4 separate regions of the Homo sapiens genome follow, and all the other regions are linked to region 4. A link is a contact called in ENCODE Hi-C or POLR2A ChIA-PET data. All regions are on one chromosome and are shown on one strand. The core of a region is the stretch at or near the end of the contact, and the rest is flanking DNA. Distances in the headings are between cores, read along the strand shown. Region 1 holds the start of PTMA (prothymosin alpha). Region 2 overlaps SAG (S-antigen visual arrestin). Region 3 has its middle 47 kb from the start of PTMA. Region 4 holds the start of TIGD1 (tigger transposable element derived 1).

Region 1 (3,050 bases), core at 110-2,609, 840 kb before region 4:
GGGCGCCCCCTTTTGGCAGCACAGGGACGAACCCTACGTCTCGCCATCTTGTGTGTGGCACAGGTAAATTTCTGGACTATCTTTCCACCTATTCTGGTCCTTTTTCCCACACAACCGATTTCTTAGTTCGACAGCTAAGTGCGGTGGCGATAAGGCCAGCGTAGCCTGTTGTTCTCGGATCGCCCACGTGAGCTAGATCGCTACGTCACGCCACGCTTGCCGAGCCCGGCGCCATCTTGAGTGTGGCGTTTTGATGCTCCCCTTTCTCGGGGCTCCGCATGGTTCTCTAAATGGTCCCCCAAATTTCAGGTAGTCCCCAAAGATTAGCCCAACTGGCTCCAGAGACGATGATTTTTCCCGAGGAACTCTGTAATGTTCATGTGCCCATCGCAGTCCAGCAGTGGGGTGGGAGAAGGGTAGACTCGATGGCCCGGCAGGCCCCTGGAGGAGGCTGCCCTGAGGCTGTCGCGACGGCAGTGACCGCTCGGGACAGACCCTAACTAGAAACCTAGAATGAGGGGACCGCTATGCCGTGCGGGGCCCGCGGGCTGTCCCACTCGAGGGCTGGAGCCGGCATCGCGCATCGAGTCCGCTTGATACATGAATCCGTGTGTGCTTGGGACGGTGCCCGCTTGTCGACTGACTTGGCCGACGGACGCCGGACCTGATGGTGGGCAATCGAGGTCGCCTGCCCACAGGACTAGGGGTGCCCTGCCCTGGGAGGGCGCGAGGGCATGGCAGAGGGACGGGGCGGCCCAGGTGCCCGGGTCTCGGCCTCGTGACCTCGTTGCTCGTCGTGGGGCTGCCGTCCACTTGCACTGGGACAATCCTTGGTCCAAGGCGCCCAGGCGCGGGGGGCGGGCACCTCCGCGGGCACTGCGCTGGGCACCGCCCGGGGCGAGCGCGGCCCAGCACCCCGCCTTCCCCTCCCCCGCGCTGGCAGCCGTCGTGTGCCCGCCGCCCCCTCTTCCCTCCCCCTCCTTCCGAGCAGCCGCGGGGAGGGCGGGAGAGGGAGGGAAGGGGGTTGGGCGGGCAGCTTTGCCGCGCTTTGGCTTTCTGCGTCAGCAGCCCCAGCAAAACAGCTGCGGGAGCGCGCGTCCGGAACGCGCTCGCGCACCCCTCCCCCGCGCCCTCGGCCCTGCTGAGACCCGGCAAACTCCGGCCTTGAATGACAGTGCGATCGGCGACTGCGCAGCGCGGGACGCGCCGGGGCACTGCCGCTTTAAGCACGCTTGTCCATTGTTCGGAATCGAGCCAATGAGCGAGCGCCCGCTCCCTGCGCTCAGCCAATAGCGGCCGGGCATGGGAAGCCGAGCGCCGCCCACTAATCTATATTAAAGCTTCTGGCGCCGCGTGAGTCCCCCACTGGCTGCTCTGAAAAGCCATCTTTGCATTGTTCCTCATCCGCCTCCTTGCTCGCCGCAGCCGCCTCCGCCGCGCGCCTCCTCCGCCGCCGCGGACTCCGGCAGCTTTATCGCCAGAGTCCCTGAACTCTCGCTTTCTTTTTAATCCCCTGCATCGGATCACCGGCGTGCCCCACCATGTCAGACGCAGCCGTAGACACCAGCTCCGAAATCACCACCAAGGTGAGGCTGGACGCCGCCCGCCCCCTCGGGGTCCGCGCGCCGCCGCTCGGGCGGTGTTTGGCGCGCAGCAGCTGGACTGTCTCAAGCCCGCTGTTGCTCCCTCTCGCGGGGAAACGGCCCGCCCCCGGCGCGGTGCCCTCAGGCAGCCCACTCTTTGTGTGGTGCGGGGGAGGGGGCGGGAACCGCCGCGGGCAGACGTGATGCCCGTCGGGGAGTGGGCCGGGCGCCCTCGGGGGCCGAGGGCTAGGCGCGGAGGCCGGCTCACGGCCCTCGAAACTCGTCTGTGGCCGGTATGAGTGGCGGCGGGAGGAGAAGAGCCTGGCTGGGGGTCGTCGGCCCGCCGGGCGCACGGAAATAACTTTGAAACTCAAGCGCGTTGGGAATCGGAAGTGCTGGGGGGCGCGTGTTGGGGCGCGGGCCGGCCGCGGGAAGTGGCGGCGAGCGCCCGCCGGCCGCGCTGCTCTTTGTTCGGCGCCAGGCCGGCGGTTTCGCGCCCTGCAGCGGACCTGAGGTGGTTTGTCTAGACTAAGTCCCGATAAGGCGGATGGGGCGACGGGCTGGCTGGCCGCGACGTCGGCCGTCCCGGCGGAGGTGTGACGGGCTTATCCGCTTTGGGCGCTCTGGGAGGCGGGGGTGGGCGCCCTTCGAGGTGAGTGCGCCGGGAGCGGCCGCCCAGCTTCAGTCATGCACCCGCGGTGCCGGGCTTGGCTGAGGAGGCGAGAGCCCACGCGCCGCAGGGAGGAAAGAGAAAGTGAAGCGCGGCGCTGGGGCGACGATGGGCGCCCCCCGCGGCTGCCCGGGAGCACCGTGTGCGCCGCAGCTCGGGGCGACGCGGGCCAACACGGCGGCCGCGACAGGCCAATGGTAGGGTCGAACTGGGGGGGCGCCCGGGCCCCGTGGCGGGTTCACTGCCCTCGGCTATGAGGTCCTGCGCGGCTGGTGCGGCTCCGCTCCTGTTGTCGGCGCCGCCTCGGTCCCACTGCCCGCCCTGGGTAGCGTCTCCGCCCTTGGCGGGAGCGGGGCGCTCTCAGACTGACTGGCTCTTTCTTAATATTTCGGCCCTCGTCCGCGCCCGTCGTGCCCCTGCAGGGATTGGCGCGAGTCACCTTGGCGTCTCCTTAACCCTTGTGTCCCTGGCGTCATCTCTGACTCTCCCAGGGGCGACTTCTTGGCAGAGCGGAGCTCGGGGCCCGGATCTCCACAGGGGCTCTCAGTGACCCCTTCTGGACTCAGTCCGGGAATGAGTTTGTGGGGTGAGAACACCGTCCCCAGTGCGGGGCCTGGCTGTTCGATTTTCTCCGAAGCACCAAAAGGTGACTTCCCGCGAGGGCGATGAGTAGTAGCCCGAGAGGCGCATCCCCGACAGTCTCGGACCTACGCAGCCCGGTGGACTTTGGGGCGACCTCCCGTGGGACTTGGCCCGCCGAATGCAGACATTCGGGCCTGCCGGGGTGGCGGCAGTGG
Region 2 (2,921 bases), core at 164-2,663, 780 kb after region 4:
GGCCCAGGACTGAGGATGTGGAACTTCCAGTCCTAAAATGGGCTCTCCCGGGCAAGCCAGGGTGAGCAGTGGCCCTAGGTGTCATATACCACTTTTCCCTGTGAGTCATCACAGATGAGGGTCAGAAATCCTGATGCGTGCAGACTAAGGAATTCTAGACTTTTCCCTCCCTCCCTTCCTTCCTTCCTTCCTTCCTTCCTTCCTTCCTTCCTTCCTTCCTTCCTTCCTTCCTTCCTTCCTCCCTTTCTTTCACAGTCTCCCTCTGTCACCCAGGCTGGAGTGCAGTGGTGTGATCTCGGCTCACTGCAACCTCCAGCTCCTGGGTTCAAGCCATTCTCCTGCCTCAGCCTCCCAAGTAGCTGGGATTACAGGCGTGCACCAATTTTGCCTGGCTAATTTTGTATTTTCAGTAGAGATGGGGATTTCGCCATGTTGGCCAGGCTGGTTTCAAACCCCTGACCTCAGGTGATCCATCCGCCTCAGCCTCCCAAAGTGCTGGGATTACCGGTGTGAGCCACTGCACCCGGATAGCTGTTAACTTTTTAAAAACAAAATATTAATTGCTTTCTATAGGCTGGGCACTGTACTGCATGCCTTGCACAAATTGTTTCTTTATCCTCAAACTTTGGCTGAGTGCAGTGGTTCACGCCTGTAATCCCAGTACTTTGGGAGGCCAAGGTGGGAGGATCCCTTGAGCCCAGGAGTTCAAGACCAGCCTGGGCAATATAGGGAGACCCTGCCTTTATTTTTTAAAAAAATCCTCAAGCTTAATTTTAAAGGTGATTAAAAGTCATCTTTTTAATCATCACAACGTCCCTATGAGTTAGATGCAATTATTACCCCCATTTTACTGATGGGGAAACTGAGGCTTAGAATAGATAAATAATTCACCCCACAGTTAGTGGCTAAGCCAAGATTGGCACCCAAACAGCCTGGCTCCAGGCCCACCTTCCTATCCACCACGTTCCACCCACCAACCAGTCCTGTACTGCCTCTAGCTAGTCTCTTGGAGGACAGGAAGGACAATGTTCATGAAGTAAGATGGAGGATGTTAGAAAGGGCTGAGCAGGGGAAAGGAGGGGTCTCCCAGGAGCTGCAGCCTTAGGGGACATGGGTGGGAGTTGATACAGAGCAGGTTATGGGTGACCAGAAATGGCCTGGAGACAGGACTTCAAAACCCCAGCCTTGAAGCTGAGGGCTGAGAAAGCCTAGCCTTGGAAGTGGAGGGAAACCATCATCAGAGAGGAGAGACCAGCGTGTACCCTGGGAGGCCGCAGGGAAAGTGCACGTGTTGGGGGACCAGTGCTGACCACCGGACTCCCGTCTTCCCCTTGCAGTGGAACAGGTGGCCAATGTGGTTCTCTACTCGAGTGATTATTACGTCAAGCCCGTGGCTATGGAGGAAGCGCAGTGAGTAGCTGTTGGGGTTTCCGTTTCCTGGGCGTCTCAGCCTTCTGTGTCAAGTTTCTCGCCGTTTATTGCTGAAGAAGGAACTAGAATGTTCAGCTAGCTCGCCAGCCTTCCACTTCCTTCCTCTTTCTCCCTTCGAGGGCTGCACAGAAAGTTAGCATCTTAGCTCTGCATCTACCACACCCCTCTGTGCCCATCTTACAGGAGTTCTGAGGATTAATGCAAGCCAAAGAATGACGCAGAGGAGAGAAATAAAGACAGAAATGTCACCATGGGATCAGCTGGCTTTTTCTATTTATCCTTGGAATGAATTGTTAGGAATTTGGTACTATTTCCACCTCCCAGAAGATGGTCAAATGAACTGTCAGCCCAGGCTAGGATTCCCTATCTTTTGATCTCAAATTGAAATCTTATACCAGTGACAACTGGATTAGAATATATCTGTTCTTAGCCTGTTGTTGTGAATGACTTTTCCCCTTTGTTAGAATCAAAAACAAATGAGAATCCTGCCATGGTTCCTTTATGCTGGCCTGAGAGACCTGCCCAGCTTTGCTGTGTGCCACAAAGTCAAATAGATTCATTTAATACATGGCTTGGAGTGGGGGGCGATGATCTCCCACCTCCAGCCCCCCGAGAGGATAGCTCGACCAGGTCTTAACTCTTTGCCTTGCTGGCATGTTCTAAGCACCGTTGTATGTAAAAAATATTATCAGGGTTAGAGGAAGGTTAGGGTAGGGGAATGATGAAAGACAACTGATTCCTTAAGATAATATAAGGTAATAGATAGATTTTTTTGAGATGGAGTCTCACTCTGTTGCCCAGGCTGGAGTGCAGTGGTGAGATCTCAGCTCACTGCAACCTCCACCACCCAGGTTCGAGCCATTCTCCTGACTCAGTCTCCCAAGTAGCTGGAATTACAGGAGCCCGCCACCAAGCCCAGCTAATTTTGTATTTTTTTTTTTTTTTGAGACGGAGTTTTGCTCTTGTTGCCCAAGCAGGAGTGCAATGGCGCGATCTTGACTCACTGCAACCTTTGCCTCCTGGGTTCAAGTGATTCTCCTGCCTCAGCCTCCTGAGTAGCTGGGATTACAGGCACACGCCACCACCCCTGGCTAATTTTTTGTATTTTTATTAGAAATGGGGTTTCACCATGTTAGCCAGGCTGGTCTCGAACTCCTGACCTCAGGTGATCTGCCCACCTCGGCCTCCCAAAGTGCTGGGATTACAGGAGTGAGCCACCGTGCCTGGCTGATTTTGTATTTTTAGTAGAGACAGGGTTTCACCTGTTGGCCAGGCTGGTCTCAAACTCCTGACCTCAGGTGATCTGCTTGCCTCAGCCTCCCAAAGTGCTGAAATTACAGGCGTGAGCCACCGCACCTGGCCTATATGGGAATATTTAAAAGGCAACTTTAGGAGAAACTATTACTGTTATTCAAAACAGATTCAAACTGTAGGTCTACAAGGGAGGGAGACAGGAAAGAACCACCACTCACTGCCTCCTTTCTGCCAAG
Region 3 (3,000 bases), core at 252-2,751, 890 kb before region 4:
GGTCTCCCAAAGTATTGGGATAACAGTCGTGAGCCACTGCACCCGGCCACCTTGTTAAAGTTTTAAAAAGAGAAATAAGGATGGACACAATTAAAAGATCATATAGACCTTAAGGACTTGGAAACTGAGGTTGCAAGTCAGACACCTCAACTTGGATGAAGGATCTCTGCTCCGCTATTAGTTTATGAATTTGGGCAAGGCTAATAACCTTAAAATCTCAGCTGCTTCAGGTATCAATGACGAATGATCCCTGCCCTCTGCCTTCTACTTTGACCCCATTCTGACCTGCAAAAATGCCGTTCCTCATAATCCTCAAATGAGCTGCGGAAACTTGAAAGGTAATTGTGACCTGCGAATGTGCTACTGACTACTGAGACCCTGTAGGAAAAAATAAAGGGAGGGAGGAATACGGATACTTTTCCTTCCAACCCCATGACCTGATCACAAGAGTTATGTGCATTCTGGATCCCAAGTCACCAGATAACTAACATTCTAACCTTTGAACGTGGTCTCTCAACTGGCCGGGACCTAGCTCTCCCCAGAGACCGTGAGAAACTGGCAGTTGACCGGCTCCTCTGAGCCTGCTGAGTTTTTTTCTATTTGCCCAACCACAGCTCTGCCAGAGAAGCAAAAACTGCTCCAGTATGTATGTAAACCATGAACCAAACTTCCTAATGCACGGAAGAGCGCTGGCAGGAACCATGCCACTGAATCAGACAGTGGCTGTACTGGAAGGTGGAAAAGACTATTCGTCCTTTCGCGTCCTTTAAGTACTTCTGTACTTATCTCTGTGTGTCAGTTCTTCCACGTGGACCTGGTTATGAAAGTTAATGCACTTAAAACAGGGCCTGGCATACTGCAAACGGAAGGTGAACACTACCATTCTTTCTTTCAAAAATTTCTACTGGCCGGGCGCGGTGGCTCACACCTGTAATCTCAGCACTTTTGGAGGCTGAGGCGGGCAGATCACGAGGTCAATATATCGAGACCATCCTGGCCAACATGGTGAAACCCCTTCTCTACTAAAAATACAAAAATTAACTGGGCGTGGTGGTGGGCGCCTGTAGTCCCAGCTCATAGGGAGACTGACGCAGAATTGCTTGAAAGCGGGAGGCGGAAGTTGCAGTGAGCTGAGATCGCGCCACTGAACTCCAGCCTGGGCAACGACAGCGAAACTCCGTCTCAAAAACAAACTTCTACCAAGAACTTGTATTAGTTTTATGGCTAAGGTTTGCTTTTAAACATTTTCTTGATCATTGTTTTACAGGAACATCTCTTTAATGGAAATTTTTAAACTTATTTTTGCCTCCCCCAAATCCATAACCCCAATTTGAAGTAGAAAGTTGCAAACTATGGGGATGAATTTGCGGAAGGGTATGTCTTTTCTTTTTCTATGAACAACTCAGAATCACATCTCAAAAGGTGTAGGCACTTTCAAGAACGCTTCATCCGCCCGCTTTAAGCACGCGCACCGACGAAAGAGTTTGGGGAGCGAGCGCCTCGGGCTTCCCCGGAGGGGAATTTTCACCCCCGCCAGAGGAAGAGGGCCCAGCTGCGCCATTAGCGCGTGCGAGGGAAAATGGAGGCTCCTGGTCCCACCCGCGCACCGGCGCCTGCGCCCTGGGCGCCCACCCCGGCCCGCGAGGCGGCCACGGCCGGAGAGAGAGGGCAAGGGAACCAGTGCCGTGTCGCGCCCCACCCTGCGCCCGAGCGCAGTGCCGGCGAGCCCGGCTCCGGCCCTTGAGAGTCCGCTCCAGGCCGCTCCACACCACGAGCCGCTCCGCAAGTTTGCAGCGCTCCGTGCTTTCCCTCCAGCCCTTTGTGTTCTAGCGCGCGTCGGAAGGAACGCGGGAACGCGCGCCGTGCTGTGCGCCTGCGCAAGGGTTCAGGCGGTGCGCCAAGCCTGGAGTCAAGAGTGGGCGAGGCTCTCGGCCGCTCCGCCCCGGGCCGCCTTCGCTCCGCCCCTCGCCCGCCATTTCGTGCTCCGCCGCGTCTCCCGCGTCTGGGGCGCGGCTTCCGCGTGATGGACGCCCGGAAGCCGGCACAACAAATGCCCAAGCGCCAGGGCTTCGCTGTCTGCAGGTCCTTCCGCTGCCCGCGGAGCGAAGATGGCGCCTAGAGCTTGCAGCGTTGCCCAAATATGGGGGGAATTAGGCGCCTCTACCTCCTCAAGAAGGGTCTGCCGGCTGACCTCGGGGGTGTGCACGTCCTTCTGTGTGCAGAACCCTGGGGCGTGCGCCTTTCTGTATGTGCACAACCTCGGAAGTGTGCGCATACCCTTGCTTACACTCCCTAGCACGCACACCAAAACTCTGGCATGCACGAACCCGCGGGTTTCCATGTTTTCGTATGTGCACGACCTCGAGGATGTACTTGGACCCGAGAATGTCCGCATTTGTGTTTGCACAGGTCCGGGTGTGCACGGACACGTGCATTCAGGAATGTAGTGGTTCACAGAAGCCGCTGTTTGCGCGGCCCGGGGATGTACGTGGACCCTCGAGTGCTAGCCCCGCCTCCGCTGTCTGTGGCCCGCGAACACGATCTTGTTTCCGGCCTGTTTTGGATTCATTTGCACTTGCCCAGTTTACATGCAAAGCATAATCTGCCGACCACCCCAAGCAATTTTTAATCTTTCCTTCGTTCTTTCTTCACTGATTTTTTGGCTCCTGCCCTGGACCCAACTTTGCACTTGGGCGCACACGGTGATAGTGACGCAGAGCATGAAGCCAGTGGGAGAAACGCCTAGAAATAGGCAGTTAGGACAACCTGAGACCACTGTGAAGGAGGCGCTTGGCTTGTCAATGACAGGGGAAGCGGCCTGGAGGAAGCCGTGAGCCGAGACCAGGGCATGGGGTAGAGGGAATAGGGTAATGGGCCCAGGACTGTTTGGGGAGGCATTCAGTCTCATTTGAGAGGATGGTGGGTGGAAGCAGAGGAGGCAGGTCATGGAGAGGAGTGTGTGGGGAAGGGACCTGTTGGTGAGGCTCGGGGGGCAGAAGA
Region 4 (3,031 bases), core at 420-2,919:
TGCAGAATGGATGTTGTGTTAGCAGGCATGAAAATAACATTAATCTCCTCGTATATCTCCATCAGAGCTCTTGGATGACTAGGGGCATTGTCAATGAGCAGTAATATTTTGAAAGGAATCTTCTTTTCTGAGCAGTAGGTCTCAACAGTGGGTTTAAAATATTCAGTAAACCACGCTGTAAACAGATGTGCTGTCATCCGGGCTTTGCTGTTCCATTTATATAGCACGGGTAGAGTAGATTTAGTATAATTCTTAAGGGCCCTAGGATTTTCAGAATGGTAAATAAGCATTGGCTTCAACTTAAAGTCACCAGCTGCATTAGCCCCTAACAAGAGAGTCAGCCTGTCCTTTGAAGCTTTGAAGCCAGGCACTGACTTCTCCTCTCTAGCTATGAAAGTTCTAGATGGCATCTTCTTCCAATAGAAGGCTGTTTCATCTACATTGAAAATCTGTTGTTTAGTGTAGCCACCTTCGTCAATGATCTTAGCTAAAGCTTCTGGATAACTTGCTGCAGCTTCTACATCAGCACTTGCTGCTTCACCTTGTGCTTTTATGTTATGGAAATGGCTTCTTTCCTTAAACCTCATGAACCAACCTCTGCTAGCTTCAAACTTTTCTTCTGCAGCTTCCACACCTCTCTCAGCTTTCATAGAGTTGAAGAGAGTTAGGGCTTTGTTCTGGATTAGGCTTTGGCTTAAGGGAATGTTGCGGCTGGTCTGATCTTCTATCCAGACCACTAAAACCTTCTCCATATCAGCAATAAGGCTGTTTCGCTTTCTTATCATTCGTGTGTTCATTGGAGTAGCACTTTTAACTTCCTTCAAGAACTTTTCCTTTGCATTTACAACTTGGCTAACTGTTTGCCGCAGGAGGCCTAGCCTTCGGCCTATCTCGGCTTTTGACATACCTTCCTCACTCAGTTTAATCATTTCTAGTTTTTGATTTAAAGTGAGAGATGTGCGACTCTTCCTTTCACTTGAGCACTTAGAGGCCATTGCAGAGTCATTAATTCGCCTAATCTCAATATTGTTGTGTCTCAGGGAATAGGGAGGCCCAAGAAGAGGGAGAGAGATGGGGAACGGTCTGTGGGTGGAGCGGTCAGAACACACACAACATTAAGTTCCACGTCTTATAAAAGACGCTGTATGTGGCACCCCAAAACAATGACAATAGCAACATCAAAGATCACTGATCATAGATCACCATAACAGACACAGAAATCATGAAAAAGTTTTAAATATTTTGAGAATTACCAAAATGTAACACAGAGACACCAAGTGAGCACATGCTGTTGGAAAAATGGCGCTGATACAATTGCTGGACTCAGGGCTGCCACAAACCCTCCATTTGTTTTCAGAATGCCCTATCTGCGAAGCGTAATAAAACGAGGTATGCCATAGTACAGTGGCGCCGCGACCGACAAAGGAAAGCCTCCGGGAGGTCAAAAGAGATACCAGAGAGTGCGTCCCGCACTGGAGGAAGAGGAAGGTTTTTACCAAGCAGCGAGTCCAGAGCCCGCGCCGTCAACGACGCGGTGCTGCCTTTTTTCCGAGCCGCTGCGGGAGGGGGCCAGGACACGCTCCCTTAGGAGAGCGGGCGGGTCACAAGGACCTGGACAGAGGCAGAACTGAGGCCAGCAGCCAGCTCCGCCGCTGAGTCCAGCCCTCTGCGCAGCCGCCCTGAGCTGGCGTCCCGAGATAGCCGCTTCCAAACCGGGCCTGCGCGCCGACGTTCCGCTGCGCCCCGCGCAAAACCGGAAGTACCCGGGCCCAAGGCTGAGGGACCCGGTGGAGCGGAAGTCACTCCCTGAGGCAGTGGCGACAGCGGCGGCGAGAGGATGAACAACAAGTTCGACGCGTGAGTGGCTCGTGGCCGCCCCCGGGGCCCCTTCCCCGAACAGTTCCCCCGCGCCCGCCCCCGCTGGGGCTGGGGCGGCGCAAACCCTGCGGCACCGGCTTCCCTGCTGGGATCCGGCTGCGGCCGGACCTGGCCTGGACTGGCGGGGAGGAGGGGGCTGGGGAGCAATGGATACCGGAGTCCCGGAGACCCCAGGGCCGTCCGAACCGAGGGCGAAGAGCTGGGCCCGGGGGAGGGGTGGCTGTGCCGCCCGGTAGGGGGAGATTTTCGGACGCCCCGCCCTGGTGGATGCGGATTGCCTGCGACGTGGAGGGGTGGGGACCTCGGCGGTTTGGGTGTTTCCGCAGTCTGGCAGCGCTGCCTCTGAATCCAGCTTTCCCCACACACTCCCTCTCCCCTCTGAGCCTCAGTTTTCTCATCTGCAGAGTGGGGACGGTAACACCCTTTGTCGTAGAGTTTGGAGGATGCAATGAGGTAATGTGGTTGCTGCCCTCGACGCGGTGGAAGGCTGGCTTAGGAATTATCTTCCTGAGACTCTTCCTACTTTCTTTCTCCTCCCCTTCCCGTTCCCGTCTTCCAACACACTCGCCAAGACCTAAGTATACTTGTTGCCCTCTCCTGCCCGCTCCGGTTTCTAGTTTCAGCATCAAACAGTTTGGAGGTACAGAGAGAAAATGCAGAAGTATCTTTACTTATCCCCCTCCAAGGATTGTATCTTGAGGTAGAATATGTTCCTTCCTCTCTTCTAGTAGTCTAGTAAATCGACTGTCTCTTCATCCGAAAACCTGGATTTCTAGTCCCAGATTCACCACTTACCATCTGTTTGACTGTAGAAAAGTTACCCAGCCTCTAAGCCATTGTTGCTCAAACCACATTAGTGGCTAGGACCCTGCTGCCACGCCGGGGTGTGATAAGGGTCAGATCACACTCAGCGATGCTTAAAGATGCTTGTGAACATTGCTAACTATTGCGATATAAACGTAAAGTGGAATTACTATTAGTTTAGGTTGTGACCTGGTGCTTTTGATGGGAAATTGGGGTGTTTCCAATACAGAGAGTACTGTGCAAATTCAGGGAATACTGGATTTCCAACACTCCAGGCAGGTAGGTCCTCAGGAATGTTTTCTGGTTGCTGAGAGGTCTCTGCTACTTGAGAAAGTCTTTGCCCGACCTC

What was found. Hi-C counts contacts between places; a loop is a spot of excess contacts on that map. ChIA-PET counts read pairs that join two places held with the same protein, here RNA polymerase II (POLR2A). Pooled maps may share reads with other maps.
Region 1: a pooled map shows a loop between it and region 4 (11-fold over the local background). The contact joins the promoter of PTMA here to the promoter of TIGD1 in region 4. A Hi-C loop is called at or near these places in 2 of 37 single-sample maps with no recorded cell type and 8 of 50 pooled maps. POLR2A ChIA-PET finds 5 or more read pairs at or near these places in 2 of 52 experiments (CD4-positive, alpha-beta T cell and naive thymus-derived CD4-positive, alpha-beta T cell).
Region 2: a map of naive thymus-derived CD4-positive, alpha-beta T cell shows a loop between it and region 4 (25-fold over the local background). The contact joins the enhancer-like site here to the promoter of TIGD1 in region 4. A Hi-C loop is called at or near these places in 1 of 168 maps with a recorded cell type or tissue (naive thymus-derived CD4-positive, alpha-beta T cell) and 7 of 50 pooled maps. POLR2A ChIA-PET finds 5 or more read pairs at or near these places in 2 of 52 experiments (CD4-positive, alpha-beta T cell and CD8-positive, alpha-beta memory T cell).
Region 3: a pooled map shows a loop between it and region 4 (11-fold over the local background). The contact joins the enhancer-like site here to the promoter of TIGD1 in region 4. A Hi-C loop is called at or near these places in 1 of 168 maps with a recorded cell type or tissue (ascending aorta) and 7 of 50 pooled maps. POLR2A ChIA-PET finds 5 or more read pairs at or near these places in 3 of 52 experiments (CD4-positive, alpha-beta T cell, PC-3 and PC-9).

The regions. Positions count from the first base shown.
Region 1 is chr2:231,707,166-231,710,215 of GRCh38, forward strand. It overlaps PTMA (prothymosin alpha), which reads left to right and starts at 1,360. Exons shown (of 5, transcript NM_002823.5): 1 at 1,360-1,586. The coding sequence starts at 1,542. RefSeq lists enhancers at 1-130, 770-1,407, 1,408-2,046, 1,409-1,468, 2,047-2,684 and silencers at 769-1,168, 1,689-1,868, 2,299-2,608.
Region 2 is chr2:233,330,303-233,333,223 of GRCh38, forward strand. It overlaps SAG (S-antigen visual arrestin), which reads left to right. Exons shown (of 16, transcript NM_000541.5): 10 at 1,338-1,410. Among named protein-coding and RNA genes, the nearest start is that of DGKD, 23 kb to the right of the region's middle. Within about 2 kb of position 1,414, at least 19 of the 41 ENCODE cell types and tissues checked have a DNase peak (open chromatin) inside an H3K27ac peak, as active enhancers do; they include CD4-positive, alpha-beta T cell, where a contact is called at or near this core.
Region 3 is chr2:231,660,515-231,663,514 of GRCh38, forward strand. No RefSeq gene overlaps it. Among named protein-coding and RNA genes, the nearest start is that of PTMA, 47 kb to the right of the region's middle. RefSeq lists a silencer at 1,491-1,690 and enhancers at 1,804-2,098, 2,031-3,000. Within about 2 kb of position 1,502, at least 35 of the 41 ENCODE cell types and tissues checked have a DNase peak (open chromatin) inside an H3K27ac peak, as active enhancers do; they include CD4-positive, alpha-beta T cell, PC-9 and ascending aorta, where a contact is called at or near this core.
Region 4 is chr2:232,548,888-232,551,918 of GRCh38, forward strand. It overlaps TIGD1 (tigger transposable element derived 1), which reads right to left and starts at 1,670. Exons shown (of 1, transcript NM_145702.4): 1 at 1-1,670. The coding sequence starts at 995. It overlaps EIF4E2 (eukaryotic translation initiation factor 4E family member 2), which reads left to right and starts at 1,802. Exons shown (of 7, transcript NM_004846.4): 1 at 1,802-1,857. The coding sequence starts at 1,838. MIR5001 (microRNA 5001) reads right to left here and starts at 1,686; the gene lies at 1,587-1,686. RefSeq lists a silencer at 1,813-2,182.